Linked DNA regions of Homo sapiens: region 1 is linked to region 2. The links are chromatin contacts, found by Hi-C or POLR2A ChIA-PET in ENCODE. All regions are on one chromosome and are shown on one strand. Each heading gives the region's core, a stretch centred on a gene start or an enhancer-like site at or near the end of the contact. The rest is flanking DNA. Distances are from core to core; before and after follow the strand shown. Region 1 has its middle 19 kb from the start of AMOTL2. Region 2 holds the start of LINC02004 (long intergenic non-protein coding RNA 2004).

What was found. Hi-C counts contacts between places; a loop is a spot of excess contacts on that map. ChIA-PET counts read pairs that join two places held with the same protein, here RNA polymerase II (POLR2A). Pooled maps may share reads with other maps.
Region 1: a loop to region 2 is called in a pooled map, with 5 times the contacts of the local background. The contact joins the enhancer-like site here to the promoter of LINC02004 in region 2. A Hi-C loop is called at or near these places in 1 of 168 maps with a recorded cell type or tissue (transverse colon), 1 of 37 single-sample maps with no recorded cell type and 1 of 50 pooled maps. POLR2A ChIA-PET finds 5 or more read pairs at or near these places in 5 of 52 experiments (H1, T-cell, WTC11 and 1 more).

What each region holds. Positions count from the first base shown.
Region 1 is chr3:134,390,676-134,396,696 of GRCh38, forward strand. No RefSeq gene overlaps it. Among named protein-coding and RNA genes, the nearest start is that of AMOTL2, 19 kb to the left of the region's middle. Within about 2 kb of position 1,841, at least 5 of the 41 ENCODE cell types and tissues checked have a DNase peak (open chromatin) inside an H3K27ac peak, as active enhancers do.
Region 2 is chr3:134,308,474-134,315,280 of GRCh38, forward strand. It overlaps LINC02004 (long intergenic non-protein coding RNA 2004), which reads left to right and starts at 5,103. Exons shown (of 2, transcript NR_146711.1): 1 at 5,103-5,144. RefSeq lists a silencer at 1-288 and an enhancer at 5,242-5,815.

The DNA.
Region 1 (6,021 bases), core at 591-3,090, 79 kb after region 2:
TTCTGATTGGTCCAGTGGTCTCATCTCTTGCAGTGTGGTCACACTGTGATTACTATCAGTTGTAGGTGGAATGCAACCCAGTGGATTTAAATGGGGTAAAGTTAGTATCAAATAATCAGTGGGTTTTGCAGATGTAATGTCCTAAGCCTTGTATAGTAGGAATCATGTTTGGCCATGAGTATTGGATGCCACACTAAGAGTGGCTTAAACTTAAGTAAGGGATTCATTTTTCTTCCATAATGCATGAAGTCTGCAGGTGGGTACTGGGACTGGTGTGGCAGCTCCACGGCATCTTTAGTGTCCCAGCTCTTTTTGTCTTTCTGTTCCTCCTTTCTTTGCCCACCGCGTCTAGACTTAGCCTGATGGTTGTAAGATAACCACTGCACTTCCAGCTATCAAGTCAGCCTTCAAGCAGTAAGAGGGCTAAGGTTAAGTGGAGCAGACAAAAGGGTGTCCTGAGTTAGTTTCCTTTAAAAAGGATCCAGTCTGACAATCTTTGATTTTAATTGGGACATTTAGCCCATTTATATTTAGTGAATTATTAATATACTAGCGTTCAAATCCGCTATCTTACCGTTTGTCTTTTATTGATTTTACATATTTTGTTTTTCTTCTTTCTTGCTTTCTTGTGGATTAAGTATTTTTATTATTCCAACCCACTTAGATTATTAGTTATAGTTTTCCTATTTTTTTCCATGGTCACTCTAGAGATTACAACATGTAGCCTTGACTTATTAAAGTCTTAGCCTATAATCCCAGCACTTTGAGTGGCCACAGAGGGAGGATTGCTTGAGCCCAGGAGTTTGAGACCACCTTGGGCAATACAGGGAGACCTCGTCTCTACAAAAAATAAAAAAATGATCTGGGTGTGGTGGTGTATGCCTATAGTCCCAGTTACTCAGGAGGCTAATTGGGAGGATTGCCTGAGCTCTGGACGTGGAGGCTGCAGCGAGCCGTGATTGCACCACTTCACTCCAGCCAGGGCAACAGAGAGAGAGCCTGTCTCAACAACAACAAAAAGTCTAATGTAAATTAATACTTTTGGCAATTCCAGGGCAATGTAAAGACTTGAGAACACTGTAACTCACTCCCCTCCCATCTTTTCTGTTCTTGTCATGTATTTTAATTCCATATATATTTTATTTTATTTTATTTTGAGACTGAGTTTTGCTCTCTGTTACCCAGGCTGGAGTGCAGTGGTATGATCTTGGCTTACTGCAACCTCTGCCTCCCAGGTTCAAGTGATTCTTCTGCCTCAGCCTCCCAAGTAGCTGGGATTACAAGTGCGCCACCATGCCTGGCTAATTTTTGTATTTTTAGTGGAGATGCCGTTTCGCTATGTTGGCCAGGCTGGCCTTGAAATCCGGACCTCAAGTGATCTGCCAGCCTTGGCCTCCCAAAGTGCTGGGATAACAGGTGTGAGCCACAGCGCCCAGCCTAGTTCTATATATATTTTAAAGCTCACAAAATATTATTACTGTTTTTTACATATTGTAATGAGTAAATCATTTGGAATTTCTCATCTATTGACCCTTTTTATTGCTTTCTATTCCTTCCTACACCTCCGTGCTTCCATTTGGGGTCATTTTCCTTTTGCTCTGTGAGTGTTTCCTATATCTAGATGGTAACAAAAGCTTCCCATTTTTGTTGGCTGGGAAAGGTCTTTATTGCAAACTTCTCTGCTGTTTGCAAAGAGGCAGAGTACCCTGGGTTCCAAGGTAGGACACTGTGAAGAGCTGGAGGACTTGAGCTGGATGGAAAGTTCACATCCCTTTTTTCTTGGGTGTGAGAGGCATCAAGTCAAGCCAGTGTTTGGCAGAAGTCACAGGCAGCTATTTGATTCTGACTTAGGCCAAAGAGTCAAATCTGGCTCTGGTCCAATTTCTGAAGGGGAGCTGCTCTTGGCTGTTCCTCTCACAAATCAGATTTTCCCCTAGGCAGCTGTGGTGTCAGAATCTCAATGTCCAGCCTCACTCTGAGCACAGTGGTGTGGAGAAGGAGGATCAGTGGGCCAACCCAAACTCTCCCTTCTCACTTACACAATAGAATAACTTTCTTAGGTCTACGTTTTTCAAAGGGCAACTCATTTGGAAACTGCTCTCTCCTTGAATTCCTCAGATAAGCCTCAGGCCTGTGTGGATAGAAGTGAGTGGTCATCAGTGTCCCTGGCTCTGACCATCCCTGGGCAGCCAGAGTGGTCCTGGCTGGATTTCTTAGACCCCTGTTGGGGTCTGGCCCAATGTGAATGGGTGGACCCAAGGATCCCAGAGTGAGCTGGGCCATGCAAGTCTTCTCCAGCTGGTATTCCTGTAGCTTGTGGCCCCAGCTCCCCGATCCCTACATGCTCTACTCCAACTCAAGCAGGAAAACCGCACCAAGGTAAATGGTAGGACAAGAAGGCATTAGACTGCTTCTTTCACCACCTCAAAATCACAGAGGTCCCACCTGCCAAGGTGTGTAACTGCCTATATTGAGGATGTAGGAAAGAAAGAAAACGGAAACACAGCTTATCTCTGTCTGACTTCTGACTCTTTCTGTGGGCAGGAGGGAAGTTAAAATGCATTTTTGGTGAGCTGCTAGTGCTTAGTTATTTTTTTTCTACAGGCTAAACAGAGGAGCCAAGAGAGTTTCCTTCTCTGAATTTTGTTTTGCTAAGTAAAACAAAAACTCATTCTAGACTGTTTCTTCTGTCTGTAACATTCGTTCCCTAGATAGCTCATGGCTCACTCCTTCACTTGCAGGTCTCTGCTCAATGCTACCTTCTCAGAGAGGTCTTTCCTCTTCACCCTATTTAAAGCTACAACCACTATCACCCCCACCTCACCACTCACCCTTAAACCCTGGCAATTCCCCAATTCCCTTCACTGCTTTATTTTTCTCTGTCACTGTCTTACTCTATTTGTGCTGCTATGTCAGAATATCTTAGACTAGGTAATTTATAAAGAACAGAAATTTACTACTCACAGTTCTGGCGTCTGGGATGTCCAAGATCAAGGCTCTGGCTTCTGGTGTGGGCCTTCTTACTATGTCTTCATATGGTGGAAGGTAGAAGGGCAAGAGAGAGTGAATCCACATCTGCGAGCCTTTTTTTTTTTTTTTTTTTTTGAGACGAAGTCTCACTCTGTCACCCAGGCTGGAGTACAATGGCGTGATCTCGGCTCACTGCAACCTCCGCCTCCCAGGTTCAAGCAATTCTCCGGCCTCAGCCTCCCTAGTAGCTGGGACTACAGGCACGTGCCACCACGCCCAGCTAATTTTTTGTATTTTTAGTAGAGATGGGGTTTCACCATCTTAGCCAGGATGGTCTCTATCTCCTGACTTCGTGATCTGCCAGCCTCAGCCTCCCGAAGTGCTGGGATTACAGGCATGAGCCACTGCTCCCAGCCTACAAGCAATAATTCACTCATAGGGTGGAGCCCTCATGATCTACACACCTCCCATTAAACCCCACCTCCCTGTACTGTTGTATTGGAGACTAAGTTTCCAATACATGAATTCTGGGGGACACTAAAGTGGTCGACATGCTTTATTTATCATCTGCCTTCCCTCATTAGATGTCGGCTATGTCAGCACAAAGATGCTGTATGTTTTGTCCTCTGCTCTGTCCCCAGAGCCAAGAATAGTGCCTGGCACATAGTTGGCATATGAGTTATTTATTGCTTCATAACAAATTACCCCAAACCTTAGTGGCTTAAAACAACAAAGTTTACTAACTTACAGTTACCATGGATCTGAAATATGGATGCCACTTAGCTAGGTCCTGTGGCTCAGCATCTCTCACAAGTTACCAGCAAAGCACTGGCTGCAGCCACAGTCTCATCTGGAGACTCAAATGTGGGAGTATCTGCTTCCAAGCTCACATGGTTGTTGACAGGATTCAGTTTCTTGCAGGCTGTTGGACCGAGTGCCTCAGGACCTCACTGAATGGCCAGAAGCCACCCTCTGTTTCTTTTCTTCTTTTTTCTTTTTTCTTTTTTTTTTTTTTTTGAGATGGATTCTTGCTCTGTCACCCAGGCTGGAGTACAGTGTGATCTTGGCTCACTGCAACCTCCGTCTCCCAGGTTCAAGTGATTCTCGTGCCTCAGCCTCTCGAGTAGCTGGGATTACAGGCACTCACCACCATTCCCAGCTAATTTTTTTGTGTTTTTTTTGTTTGTCTTTTTTTGTTTTGTAGAGACAGGGTTTTATCATGTTGGCCAGGCTGGTTTTGGACTCCTGACCTCAAGTGATCAACCCACCACAGCCTCCCAAAGTGCTGGGATTATAGGTATGAGCCATCATGCCCAGCCCACCCTCAGTTTCTTGACACATGGGCTTCTCCACAGGGCAACTCACAACATGGCAGCTGCCTTCATCAGAAAGAAGAAACACTGGGATAGATGCAGAGGAAGAATAGAAACAGTCAGGGGTTACTGCTGTTGAGCAGTGGGTTCTTTTGTACACTGGAAAGCCAGGGGACTTGGGCATCAAAGAGCTTGCCTTTTCCACTTGTCACATGCTTCATTTTCAAGATTGGTTAACTTCCACTCTGACTCCATTCTCCTCTTTTGCCCACAAATGCATGCGTGCCCATGACATACAAATGGGAGGACAATTCATTCCTCAGAGAGGTGAAGAAACTGGCAAGCTTACATACTGGTCTCAGAGGTTTGTGAATTGCTTTCAGAGGAAAGGCTGGGGAAATTTTTTTAATTTTGGGAAAAGCACATTTTTTCCCACTTGCACAACTCAAATAAGGCTGAACACTCCCATGCTGGAATTTTCCAAACCTTTTTCATTTCTCAGATGGAGAGAAGAACATTTAGACAAAGCAAAGCCTTGTTTTTAAGGGAGAAATGAGCTATATCTGTGGTGTACCTTTTGTTTGCTCAGATGAACTTGCATTTCAGGGACACAGAAGAGATAAAAACACAGGAGGCACAACCAGGATGGCTGGAGGCACCAAATCAACAGTCAGGAGACCACTGCCTCAATCATGGGGCTCAGGTATACTGTGCTATCAGAGATCAGGAAGAGAGGTCCACAGGGCTGATGTGGGCAAGGAGGGATTCTGGAAATGGATGGGTTAGAGTTTCACCTTTGAGTGTGAAGTGTTTGAGTAGGAGGAGGGCATGATAGGTGAGGAACACAGGAGAAGAGGCAGGGCCATGGGAATTTTTGAAGCGTGATCATGTGTGGAGAAGCAGACCTGAATATACAGAAGGTAGAATAATGACAGACTTCTGGATAGGACCTTTCTAAGGTTAGGAGGTAGGATTAGCAGGACTGGCTTTTGGAAGGGAGGTGAGGAAAGTGCTCAGTTCGGGTGGTATTGGCTCATCTCTGGGCTCTTGGATACCGCAGGGGAGCAACAAAGTGCACCCTGATTCTTTGTTGTCGGCTACAAGATTAGGGGAAGACCATCATAGGAGACAAAAGAAGAGCAGGGTCACACTAGAACTTCTGTGCAACTTCCTTCCCAGTCCCTCCCAGCTCTGTCCGTACCCCTTCCTGTCTCTTTGTCTCCTGTCCCAACTCTATTTTTCTCCACCACACTTTACCGACACCTGAGACACTGTATGTTCACTTATTTGTCTTGCATATGGTCTGTTCTCCTCGCTGGAATGTTAGCTCCGGGGACCACGATTTCCAGACACTACAAGAGTGCTGGCACAATAAATATCCGTTGAATGGAAGAAGGAGTAGATAATATGGTCCAGGCCTGGTTACAAAGTGACAAGCTCTGCTGACAGAGTTTGAACTGGTTAGCAGAACCAGCAGTCAATTTGCTACCATGCCCACAGCCAGGGTAGCTGTGTGAGGTATGAGTGTGTCTTTACCTGCCAAGAATAGCTTGCTTTTGTGGGGAACACCCTCACCTCAGCTTGGGCACTAGGGAAAGCTGCAGGTGACACCGGCCTCCTTCAGGGGAACCTCTGTGCTCCTACTCTGACTCCGCCCAACAGCGTAACTTCCCACTCTCCGAGTTTGGGGCTTCTGCTGCCCCGCACCTCTGTGCAGCCTGAGTCTCACCTCCCTGGA
Region 2 (6,807 bases), core at 3,853-6,352:
CATTATACTAGAGCATCAAAGCGAGTTCAGCAAATAGTAAAGGAAGGAGCCGGGGTTCTGAGGCACTACATGTTAGGGCCACCAGGGGACGCTGTTTCTCTATACTTGGACCAGGAACGCAGCCACTCCCCTGCAGACCTCAGGAATGCAGCCTGAGTGTGGCCTTGGGAACACAAGGGAGTCCCACAAATTCACACCCAGTAGGGCCCACCCCACCTTGCTTCAGCACAGTCTTCAGCCCACCCTCACCCCCACAACTTGGCAGGGGAGCATGGGGAGGCTGGCGGTTGCAGATACCAAAGTAGAAGTCTGAATTGGAACATGTGATTCTTCTGCTCTGTCAGAAATTCTTCCAGTTGTGGGGCCTGGCCGCCTGATTTTCAGGGAAATGGCTAACTGCTGGGGCGCTTCTGATAGCAGAAAGCTTTTCAGAGATGGGCTCCTGGGGTGAGAGGATCCTGGTTAGGTCAGTGGCCTCCAAATTGGGATATGTAAGATGATCTGTTGGGGGTGCAGGAAGAAAATAACAGAACCTTTATGTGAGTATTTATAATTTTAATCTAAAAATAAGAGCTGATGCGGTGGCATGGGTCTGTAGTCCCAGCTACTTGGGAAGCTGAGATGGGAGGATCGCTTGAGCCCAGGGGTTTGAGGCCAGCCTGGGCAACATAGCGACACCCTGTCTGTAAAATAAGTAAATAAATAAATGACAATGTGACTTCATTTTTTTTTTTTTTTTTTTGAGACAGTCTTACTCTGTCGCCCAGGCTGGAGTGCAGTGGTGCAATCTTGGCTCACTGCAGCCCCCACCTCCCTGGCTCAAGAGATCCTCCCACCTCAGCTTCCCAAGTAGTTGGGACTACAGGCGCCCGCCACCACGCCCAGCTAATTTTAATGTTTTATATTCAGATTGGTGCTGGCTCTGTCACTGGTTTGTATTTCAAATAGTACTGAGTCGGCAAAGTGTGTGTGGTGAACTGAGAGAAGAATGGGGGTGCCCTGACAGGAACAAGCCTCAGCACAGTTGGCTTGCTCCTGCTGGATAGGATTTCTGCTGGATATACCAAACCTAACTAGATAACACATAACTGAACCACAGTCATCCTCACGGAATTGACAAGTAACTTCTAAGGATTCCTATGAAGAGTCCAAGGTTTGATGGTAAAGCGATCAGTATCTGCATGTTCGAACCAGACGAAGATGCCTGAGCTGCCACTTCCACTTTTTGTGGGGACTCTTAGCTGCATTATGACATAAAAATGACATTCTAAACAGACCTTTTAGGGCACTCATCTCCCAAATTTAAACCTGTCAAAATTATTTGAAATTATATCTATTATCACTTACAATGAACCTTGCTGTAATAATAAAAAATCGCTGTGCCTTGATACAGTAATAGCCAGTGACAGCAGCACAGGTACATGGTATGTCAGGGGTGCAGGCCAAACCCTATTTGGGGGTGGAGGCACAGATCAAAAGACCACTGGAGTATGCCGCAGCCAACAGTTCAGCGTTCCTGTCTTTACCATTCTTAGTTTGTTTTGGGCCAAGGGCCTGAGCTGTTAGGTTTGTGAAGACTTGCTGACATTGCTTAAGGGCTAGGCATTGGAACTATGACCCTTGGGGACTTTGGTTTCAATTCCAGTTGAGGCATTTCAAGTCAGGTGGTTTTTGTTTGTTTTTGGTCTACTTTACAAGTGTCCAATTCCTGTAACAGAAAGGAGGGGAGGAAGAGAAAAGGGAGGAGGAAGGGGGTGGGAGCCTTCCACTGCGTGGTGCTCTGTGGCACTCCCTGGAGTGTCGACTTTGTGGGCATTTCCCCATCTTGCACAATGGAGGGGCCTCCCTCTAGATCCCGTTCCTTAAGTTCTTCCTTTCAGGGGCAGATTTAAAAATCTCGTGGGATTTGTCTGAATCTTGACAGAAAGATGGTTCTTATTTATTTTCTTATTCTGAGACAGGGTCTTACTCTGTGAGTGCAGTGGTACAATCACGGCTCATTGCAGCCTTGACCTCCCTGGCTCAGCGATCCACCTCAGCCTTCCAAGTAGCTGGGACCACAGGCATGTGTCACCACGCATGGCTAATTTTTTCTTTCTTTTGTAGAGATGGGGTCTCATTATGTTGCCAAGGCTGTTCTCAAACTCCTGGGCTAAAGCGATCTGCCTGCCTCAGCCTCCCAAAGTGCTGGGATTCCAGATTCGAGATAGTGAAATGAACTTTCTAAGAGGACTTCCTGAGAGCAAATGTAAGGTTGTCTGTATAAGTTCCTGTCAAAGCATCAGGATTCCTTAGGACGATTTTTTAAGCATGTAGAGTCCTGGGCCTCACTTATGGCCTCCCGGCTCAGACTATCAGCTGGCCCAGGAAAAAGAATTTTCACCAAACCCCTCTGCCCATGCCCCACAAACTAGGGATTTTGAGAAACGTTATTCTGTATAATGACATTTTTGAAAACTCTAGTCTTTCAAAGAGTTTATTATTTGAATTAATTTCTCTTAATATGGGATAGGGAAGGCCTGGGGGTCGTTTATTCATTTTAAGCACAAGGATGAAGTGAGACTCCGAAGAGGTCAGCCATTCACCTAAGTGTGCGGGAAAGGTCATGGGAGATGGGGGCTGGTCCTCCCTTGGGGCCAAGCCCTCCCTGCCCAGTTCTGCTGCACACACTGGACACACCTGAGTGTGGGGAGTGCTATGACACTTCACACATCAGTGAGGAGGGCCCTGACTTTAAGCAACTCCAAGAGAAGGGGCTGAATTTCTGAGGCCAATTCATCATCGAAACCAGACCCCTACCTGGGCCCAGTGGGAAATTATAATCCCACTCATCTTCAGAAAGGGACCTTGGAATGGAAGCCTTAAATGCTATTCAGTCCAACCACATGACTGGCAAAATCCGTGGAGGTTCTTTAGCAAAACATCAGCACAATGGCATGTTGGCTGCAGAATACTAAAAAGGACTCTAGGCTGGGCATAGTAGCTCATGCCTGTAGTCCCAGTTACTCAGAGGCTGAAGCAGGAGGATGGCTTGAGCCCGGTGTATGAGGCTGCAGTGAGCCAGGATAGCACCACTGTACTCTAGCTGGGTGATAGAGGAAGACTGTCACCAAAAAAAAAAAAAAAAAAAAAAGGACTCTAGAGGCCAGAAAGTTTCTTCTCCTGGCAGAGCCTCCTCCCTGCCCCTACTTCCCCTGGAGAGCAGCTCCTTCCAGAAGGCCCACCCAGAGGTGGGTTCAGTACCCCTCGTGGTCCTCAAATTGCACACTGGGGCTGCTTTTGCCTTGTCATTTATCACTCTGCACTGAAATGGCCAGGAGTCTGCTTCCCGCAGGGGACCGTGAGTCTCTTGGAGGTAGGGGCTGGGTTCAGTAAGTGTCTGTAAAATGAATAGGGTCCTCACTGGGGCTTCTCTTGTGTCTGACTTAGTCATCATCACCTCGAGCACCCTCACATTCCACTGAGGCAGAGCCTTGGCACTGCCATTTGATGAACTGCCAGGGTGGTGTAAAATGTCTAGAATGTCCATCTTCTGTGTCATGGGGAAGAGACAGACCTTGAGCGAGGGCTACAACCTCAAATCAGGGCTGCATGGCCACTTGCCACCTGGGCACTCTGGGCCTACCTCCAGATATTGCAGGCCACACCCCTGCCAGGTAGGAAAGGAGCCATTTTATTTTCCTGCTCTCAGAGGTTACGAAACCAACCAAGCAAGGCAAGTCGGCCATCAGGCTCAGCCTCCCATGAAGCGCTCCTGACTTCCCACCCTTCCTCCAGGCCAGGAGTCTGCCAATCACAATCTGGGTTCTGTTTTCCCGCCTTTCCTGGCAGCACAAACCACGGCTCCGGATGGTGAGCAATGCAAGTTCCAGGCATGCCTTGCTGCATTACTGGGTTCCCAGGTGTCACTTCATCCAGAGGGTGAGTCCTTCACAGGTCTGTGGGCTGATAAACATGCAAATTTCCCCACGCAAATGATGTTAGGCCGTGGCACCTTTCCCACTGAGAAAGCGCCCTGTCAACAAGCTGGGAAAATGGGTGAAAGCCCATGCTTTGCCCGCCCTGGGTAGCACACACTGGCCAAGAATCTGGGCAAGGCCCCCTGCAGGGGCAAGCGCACATCGCACACTCCCGCCTCGAGTCCCTGCGGGAAGGCAGGGACTTCCGCAGGCCTGTGGTCTGGCTTTAGGGAAAAGTCCATTTGCTCACTTGATTCCGTGGTGTTTCCACGTGAGCGCAGCTGTGTGTGTCAGCTGATGTGTGTGATCTGAGTGGTTTCTATACCGTCGTGGAAACCCCCAGCCCAGTGGTTATGGACTTTCTTGGGGCCTCAACTCTCCCCAAGAGCGTGATCCTCACTACGGGGGAGCGGCGCTTTATCCGGCGGGGCGGGTGGACACTCCTACAGACCCACTTTGACCCATTTTCTCACAGTTTCCAACCCAGAGCCGCAGGGACAGGGGCGGACTGCGTTTCCTTCCCTGAGCCCTCCGCAGAGCCTCTGGGCAAGGCGGGCAGGGCCCAGGCTGCAGCGGGGCCTCCGGCCCGAGGCGCCTGCGTGGGAGCCGACCCTAGGCGCCGGGAGCCCCGGCGGGAGCTCCAGGGGGTGCGGGCGTTAGAGAGGGCTAGGGCCGCGCCCAGGCGGGGTGCGGGGAACCCGGGAGATGAAGCCGCCCAGGGGCGGGGGTGTTTGTCACCAAGGTTCTGAGGGGCCGTGGAAGGTTTTTACCTGTTTTCATTGGGAGCAAATAACAAAACTAAAAGCGATGGAGGAGTGGGGCTGCAGAAATGGAAGCAGCAGTGTGGGGAAGCCGGACGCTTCCCGGGGAAGAGGGAGAGGGGACGCTCAGATCCAAAAGGCGGGCTGGGAGCGGAGTGGGGCAGCCGCCGGGGGGCGCCCGCAAGGGCTAGGGCTCGGGGCCGGGTTTGGGGGCGGGTAGGGGCGGGCAGGGGCGGGGCAGGAGCCGGGGCTGCGAGCTGGCCGCGGCGCAAGGAATGCGGCCTTTGGCTGGTCCCGGGCCGGCATTCCGGCCGGCGCAGGAATGTGAGCAGGGTGTTCACTGCGCGCTCTGAGCGCACAAGTTTGTTCTCCTCTCCTTGGAGAACGCCGGCCCGCTCTGTGCCACCCTCTCCCCAAGCCCCCGGTACGTCCGTCTGTCCGGGTGGAGGACAGGGCCCCGAGGGCCGCGACCAGGAGGGACTCGCAGGAGGCACCGGACAGGGGTGCGGCGAGACCAGTCGCGCTGGAGGAAAGGAGGGAAGCCCGCAGTGGTCCGCTGAGGCACTGAGAAAGCCAGGCCAGTAGCTCAAAGAGGAGATAGGACGTGCCCCTCTCCATCATCAGCCTCAAGGGGCACAGGGTTCAGATCCCAAAATGTGCCCATTTAGGGGGCACATTGTGAAGGGCAAGACCTGGGGAGAGAAGAGGGAAAGCGGACAATCTAGTTTAGGATTAGGTGCTTTCTGATCGGCCAGGGAGTGACTGAATACCTAACAGCATTTAACTCATTCAACAAATATTTGCTGAGCCTCTGCTCCGTGCCAGTTCCTGAGATTAATTCTGGGGGCACAGAGGTGAAGTCATCCTGTCCTTGAGGGGCTGACATTCTGATCCTCAAGACAGTCTCTGAAACACCGAGGGAGAGTTGGGGGAAGCCCAGGGTGTGGGGGAACACCGAGGAATAACACAGATTGGGGGTGGAGATCCAGGAGGGCTTCCTGGGAGAAGCTGCAGAGTGACACGGAAGATCAGTAGGAGTCAGCCCAAAAGATGGGAGAAGAGTATTTTAGACAGAGGGAACCTTATGTGCAGAGGAAGAGCCTGTGCTGCGATTGGCCCCCAAACAGAGCATAAGTCTGCTCCTGGCCTCTCCCCATGCCTGCCAAAGGCCCAGCTGAGTCACAGTAAGGGTCAGGGTGTCCATCTCAGTCCACTCATGATGTTGGTTGGTCTATGGAGCCCCTCTTCTGCGAGAGGCACAGCAGTGGCCCGTGAAGAGTGAGAAGAGAATCAGGACTCAGCACGCTGCTGTGGGAGTATTGTGGGGACTGATAGATAATGCCCATAAGCATCTGGTGTGGGGCCTAGCACCTAGTAGGCGCTCTGTGTACATTGGCTGGTCTCTCAGCACCTTGCCTGATTGACTGACTCCTCTTCCCCTTCGTAGTACTGATTTCTGGTTCCGAAAAGGCAGCTGTCCAGCTCTTCATCCCTGCGGAGGGGCCTTCCCAAGGGGAAGACCATGTGGGTCTGGTCATGGAACTTCCTGCTTTTTGTCCTTCCCTGATTTGGGGGTGGTAGCATGCAGGACATGAGACTGGCATGGAAGAGGGCATCATAAAGATCCTGGAATACATCCAGGGCACCCAATGCTGTGGGCAAGGAGGAATTGGAGCAGAGAAGGACCTTGCTTGCAGGTGCAGCATGGGAGATTGGCCCATGGGCTGAGAACAGGATGAATGAAGCAAGGAGGGTCAGGGCCAGGAAGGCTGAACTTGGGCAGTATCCAGAAAAGGACTAATGGGAGCTCGGAGGGCAGGGACAGAAAGCAGAGCTGGGAGGTTGTCACTGGGGTGGTAGAGGAGATCAGACCCTTCAGCTGATTAGCTGAAAGGTGGGGCCAGGACTGTAAATCTCCTACTAGATCCTCACTCGGCTTGGGTCAGTATGGATCTGAGCACATGAGGCCACACGGGATCTTAGTCTCTGTGTGTCACAAATGTCACTGAGTGATGGAACAGAAATGTTTATATCCAGAAGTTCTTTGTCCCATGAATGCACTGGGACCTAAATTCTTATGTGCAGAG